Linked DNA regions of Homo sapiens: region 1 is linked to region 2. Evidence: chromatin loops called from intact Hi-C (ENCODE). Cell type or tissue: heart left ventricle. All regions are shown on one strand. Links, peaks and the distances in the headings refer to the core of each region. The heading gives the core; the rest is flanking DNA. Region 1 overlaps TNRC6B (trinucleotide repeat containing adaptor 6B). Region 2 overlaps FAM83F (family with sequence similarity 83 member F).

Region 1 (2,910 bases), core at 290-2,789, 250 kb before region 2:
TCCTGTCATTGTATTTGGGTTGGAGGTTTCTTTAAGAATTTGTTTCTCCGCTATCCAAACTGTGTGTGGTTATCTTGTCTTTTTCATTTTTTTTTTTAAGACAGGATATCACTGTCACCCAGGCTGGATTGCAGCGGTGTCACCATGGCTCACTGCAGCCTCAACCTCCTGGGCTCAGGTCATCCTCTCACCTCAGCCTCCCAAGTAGCTGGGACTACAGCATGCACCACCATGCCCGGCTAATTTTTTGTATTTCTGTTAGAGACAGGTTTTGCCATATTGCCCAGGCTGGTCTTGAACTCCTGGGCTCAAGCAATCTGCCCATCTTGGTCTCCCAAAGTGCTGGGATTATAGGAGTAAACCACCGTGCCTGGCCTTTTCTTTCTTCAGAGTTACCCAACTGCTTCATTTTTTAGAAATACAGAAATGTTGGGAAAAGACAGAATAATCCAATATTTAATATTCTGCTCCCAGTATGCATTAAATAAATAAAACAAAATTCAAAAATGGAGGGAACACAAGTAATTTTCTTTTTTGGGTAGAGCAGACACTTTGGTCATAAAGAGATCTGTAGTACCCAAGTCTCTCACACAAAGTTAACTGCAACTTTCCCAACAATTCCACTTTTGAAATCACTCTGATATGCATCTTCCCATGACTTGATATATAGTCACCGAGCTCAAAATACATGCCCTGCTCAGGCTCCAGCAGTGAACACAGCAGGCCCAGACCCTGCCACTGTGAAGCTTATTATACTCCTAGGCGCGGGGCAGAGAGGGAGAAAAGACAAGGAGCAAGCGGGTCGGGGGGTGGGGGAGTGACAGGGCAGGCTGCACACTGTACGTAGCTGCCCTGAGAAAGCTCCTAGGGAAGGTGGCAGAGAAGCAGAGAGCTGAAGGAGATAAAGACTGAGCCATGCTGCCATCTGGGAAGGATGTTCTAAGCGTATGCTTGGTGTGTGGGGGCCACTTGGCTGGAGCAGCATGAAGGTATGGGACAGTGACCTGTACTTGTGGGGAGGTGGGATCACCAGGAACCTCAAAGACCAGAGTAAAGACTTTGCTTTTGCCTTGCATTCTCAGCGAGAGAACCAGCCACGAGGGGATTCCCGCTGAAAGAGTAACACAACCTGCCTTTTGTTTTAGCACAGTGCTGTGCAGAACTTCCTGCAACGCCGACACGTTCTACGTCTGTGCTGTCTGCACAGTGACTATGAACCAGACGTGGCTATTTAAGTTAATTAAAATAAAATTTAAAATTCAGTGCTTCCAGTCCAGCGGCCACATTTCAAGGGCTGATGTGGCTGACGGCTATCACACTGGACAGTGCGGTGTCAGAGAATCAGTCTGACTCAGACGTGAGACAGGCAAATGTTGAGCCGAGGCAGGGTGGGGAACAGGCAGGAAGTCACTGCAATAACCTAGACAGAAACGGCGGTGGCTTGGCCAGGGCCTGTGCTGTTGAAAGTGGTAAAAAAGGATCCGCTTTTGGATAAAGGTTTGAAGGGCAGTCTTACTGATGCAATGAACATGGTCACGAGCTCCAAGGTTTTTGGCCTGAACTCCTATAGGATGAGAGTGCCATTTGCTGGGAGTTAAGGGGATGTTTTTGAGGGCAGTGTGGGGTGAGATCAGAAGCTGTGTTTTGAACATGTTAACCTGTAAGGCAACCTATGAGTAGTCTGTGGAGTTGAGGAAAAATGATGTGGGCTGAAGACACAATTTTGGAATTCAGTGCTTAAAGTCATTCCACTTGGTAAGATCACCTGGCACTGACTACAGATGGTGAGGAGAGGTTCGAAGGTTGAGATCTGGGACATTCTGCTGAATATGTATTGAGAACTTGAGGAGGAACTCGTAAAGGAGATGGAGAAGGAGAGGCAGATGGAGAACCAGTGTAGTAGGTGTCCAAAAGCCAAACACAGGAAGTGCTTCAGAAAGGAGGGGAACTCTGTCAAATGCTGCTGATACACTGAGTAAGAAGAGACTAGAGAACAGATCATCATATTATGCAAGGAAAAGATCAGAGGTGACTTCCACAAGAAGGTTAATTCCCACTGTCGCTGCCTTACCTAGACTCCTGTACTAGTCCTGCAACTGCACTCTTTTGCTCTAGTACTCCTGCCATTCAAACATGTCCTCTATATTACTTCCAGTGTTTGTTTGTTCCCTCCCTCCCTTCCTCTTTTTTTCTTTTTTGAGACGGGGTCTTGCTCTGTTGCCCAGGCTGGAGTGCAGTGGCTTGATCGTGGTTCACTGCAGCCTCGCCTCCCAGACTCAATCTATCCTCCCACCTCAGCCTCCTGAGCAGCTGGGACTAAAGGTACACACCACCATGCCTGGATCATTAAAAAAAATTTTTTGTAGGCTGGGCGCGGTGGCTCACGCCTGTAATCCCAGCACTTTGGGAGGTCAAGGTGGGGTGGATCACTTGAGGTCAAGAGTCCCAGACCAGCTTGGCCAACATGGTGAAACCCCATCTCTACTAAAAATACAAAAATTAGCCAGGCGTGGTGGCGCATGCTTGTAATCCTAGCTACTCAGGAGGCTGAGGCACAAGAATCACTTGAACCCAGGAGGTGGAGGTTGCAGTGAGCTGAGTGAGAGAGAGACTCTGCCTCAAAAAAAAAAAAAAAAAAAAGCTGGGCACAGTGGCTCACGCCTGTAATCCCAGCATTTTGGGAGGCCAGGGCGGGTGGATCAGGAGGTCAGGAGTTCGAGACCAGCCTGGCCAACATAGTGAAATGCCGTCTCTACTAAAAATACAAAAATTAGCCAGGCATAGTGGCACACTCCTGTAGTCCCAGCTACTCGGGAGGCTGAGGCAGGAGAATCACTTGAACTTGGGAGGCGGAGGTTGCAGTGAGCAGAGATTGTGCCACTGCACTCCAGCCTGGGCAACAGAGTGAGA
Region 2 (2,910 bases), core at 104-2,603:
GAGATTACCTCCTCCTCCAGGAAGCCTACCCTGTTCTTCTCCCCCAGGTTAAGTGCCTCCTCTGGGCTTCTTTACATGCTGTGCTTTCCCATCAGAACACTTGCCTCCCAGTATCCATCTTCCTAACCATGTTCTGAACATTTGAAGGTAAAGGCCAGGTCTATCTTATCACAGTGCCTGGAACACAGTAAGTTCTCAATAAGTTCGTTTGAACAAATGAATGAACGAATGAATGAATGAAAAAATTAAATGTTGAGCAGGTGCAGTGGCTCACATCTGTAAGCCCAGCTACTTGGGAGGCTGAGGTGGGAGGATCACTTGAGCCCAGGAGTTAGAGACCAGCCTAGACAACATAGCAAGACCCCATCCCTAAAGTTTTTTTTTTAATTAGCTGGGCAGGGTGGTGCATGCCTGTAGTCCCAGCTACTTGGGAGGCTGAGGCGGGAGGATCACCTGAACCTAGGAGTTTGAGGTTGCGGTGAGTTATGATTATGTCATTGCACTCCAACCTGGCAACAGAGACCCCCATCTCTTAAAAAAAAAGTTGGTGAAAACTCTGGGCTCTGCAGGCATCTCAGCACAGGGCTTGGCACCTGATGGGTGCTTATGTACATTTATGAAATGGGTGAGAACAAATCCAGAATTTCTGTTCAGAAGAAGCCTTAGTGGCAGCGGTCTGGTTGGAGGAGTGAGACTAGTGAATTCCTCTTGACAGAACAATGACAAGGTAAACATGAGAGTTGAGAGTCCGTGTTGGGAGCGGAGGCATAAAGGAGAGGTGTCCTAGGCCAGAGGTCAGCAAGCCCAGGCTTGAGGACCAAATCCAGCCCACTGCCTGTTTTGGCACAGCCTGTGAGCTAAGACTGGTTTTTGCTTTTGTTTTTTTGTTTGTTTGTTTTTGAGATGGAGTCTAGCTCTGTTGCCCAGGCTGAAGTGCAGTGGCATGATCTCAGCTCACTGCAACCTCCGCCTCCCAGGTTTAAGCAATTCCTACGCCTCAGCCTCCCGAGTAGCTGGGATTACAGGCATGTGCCACCACACCAGGCTAATTTTTGTATTTTTAATAGAGACAGGGTTTCACCACGTTGGCCAGGCTGGTTTCGAACTCCTGACCTCAGGTGATCCACCCACCTCGGCCTCCCAAAGTGCTGAGGTCACAGGCATGAGCCACCGCACCTGGCCGGTTTTTGCATATTAAAAGAATATTACTACTTTGTGATACATGAAAATTATGGATTCAGATTTCAGTATTCATAAGGTTTCACTGGAACATGGCCACACCTGCTTGTTTCTGTACTGTCTAGGGGTGCCTCAGTGCTATGACAGTAGCTGCAACAGACACACTGAATGTTCACTTTTTGGCCCGCCACAGAAGGAGCTTGCAGATCCCTGCTTTGGCCGTCTAGCTGACCTAGGGGAGGAAGGACGTATGCTGCCAGCCAGCCACAAGGTGTCAGCCTCTCACCATGATGCTGCCAGCCGCGTGGGCTTCTCCAAGTTCTCCAAGGCTTCTCTCCAGGGCCACCTGCGCAGGACCAGGACTGTGGCCCCTAGACCCCGTCCCACCAGGCTATAGTCACTAGTGTGAAAGCCAAAGACATCAAGGCGGGGTGTGGAATCTACATGAGGAGTACAGGCCTGGCTTGGGAAGCCCCATGGCCTGGAGAAGGGTTGGCAGACTTCTCCGGACATGCTCTGTTTCTTTGATTTAGGTTTTATTTGTATTTTGTATACAAAAGATTCTCCAAACAAACTAAAATTGTTTATTTCACCACAAACTATCAATCCAGAAAGGTTGTGGGACTTTTGCACAACCAGATAAGACCGCAGCCCTCTAAGGATGAACCTGCATGAGGGGAACACAGGTCCCTGCCAAGCAGAGTGGCTCCGAAATGGCATCTCTGGCAGGTTTTCTCTCCCTTTCTGTCGAAACCTGGGCCTTGGCCAGGTGTGGTAGCTAATGCCTGTAATCCCAACACTTTGGGAGGCCAAGGCGGAAGGATCGCTTGAGGCCAGGAGTTCAAGTCTAGCTTGGGTAACACAGTGAGATCCTATCTCTACAAAAAAATATTGAAAATTAGGGCAGGAGCGTTGGTGCAAGCCACTACTACTACTAGCTACTTGGGAAGCTGAGGATGGAAGATCTCAAGGAACTCATTGAGCCCAGGAGTTTGAGGCTGCAGGAAGCCATGATTACGCCACTGCACTCCAGCCTGGGTGACGGAGCAAGATCATCTTAAAAAAGCAAAAAAGAAAGAAAGAAAGAAAAAAGAAACCTGAACTCTGTAGCTTCCTTCAGGTGAACAAGCAGTTAGCCCTGTGTGCCAACGATTCAATATGAAAGTGGTAAATTTCACAGGGAATTAAAGGGGAGGATCTAGGAGAGAAGATCCCAAAAGGAAAATAAGCCACTGGAGGTCACAACCCTGGAGGCTCCTCCGATGCCCAGCTGTTTGCGTCAGCCCCTGTGCTAGGTGCTTCACGTGGTTACTCTGGAGAGTCGTCTCGAGATCATCCCCATTTGACACATGAGGAAACAGGAAAGTTCGGGGATGTGAAATTGCTTGCTGGGGTCATTAGCTGTTCGGTGGCAGAGATAGGATTTCAGCCCTTGCCTGCCTGTTCTGAAGCCTGTCCTCTCTATGCCATGCGCCCCCGCCAAGGTCATGCAGGCATACCACTTCAATACCATGCCTTCCTCGCTCACCATGGATCCCCAGGCCGGGCACCCAGCAAATATCCACCGGATGAATAAATGGGTGCAGGCCTGCAAGCACTGCAGCGAACCTTTCCCTGTGCAGTCGCCTAACTTCCAAGACACTTCCAGGAAGAGATGAGGCAGAGAGTCAAAGCTGCGAGCAGGAAATAAGAATCATGACGCATGGTTTTCTGCACACCATGGGCTCTTTT

The links. A loop is a pair of places that touch in the nucleus more often than their neighbours do. Peaks named below come from ENCODE experiments on the same cell type or tissue, not always from the same donor. Only the 100,000 strongest peaks of a DNase experiment are listed, where the experiment ranks them.
Region 1: it touches region 2 in a loop (2.2-fold over the local background); 20 of 110 quality-filtered maps call a loop at or near these places.

The regions. Positions count from the first base shown.
Region 1 is chr22:40,288,570-40,291,479 of GRCh38, reverse strand. The region is part of intron 12 of TNRC6B (trinucleotide repeat containing adaptor 6B); the gene reads right to left. Among named protein-coding and RNA genes, the nearest start is that of ADSL, 56 kb to the left of the region's middle. In heart left ventricle, for the core only: no CTCF peak of the experiment used is centred there; a DNase peak (open chromatin) is centred at 1,419.
Region 2 is chr22:40,035,362-40,038,271 of GRCh38, reverse strand. It overlaps FAM83F (family with sequence similarity 83 member F), which reads right to left. Exons shown (of 5, transcript NM_138435.4): 5 at 1-2,910. Among named protein-coding and RNA genes, the nearest start is that of TNRC6B-DT, 7.7 kb to the left of the region's middle. In heart left ventricle, for the core only: a CTCF peak has its summit at 1,451 (motif pointing right); a DNase peak (open chromatin) is centred at 1,449.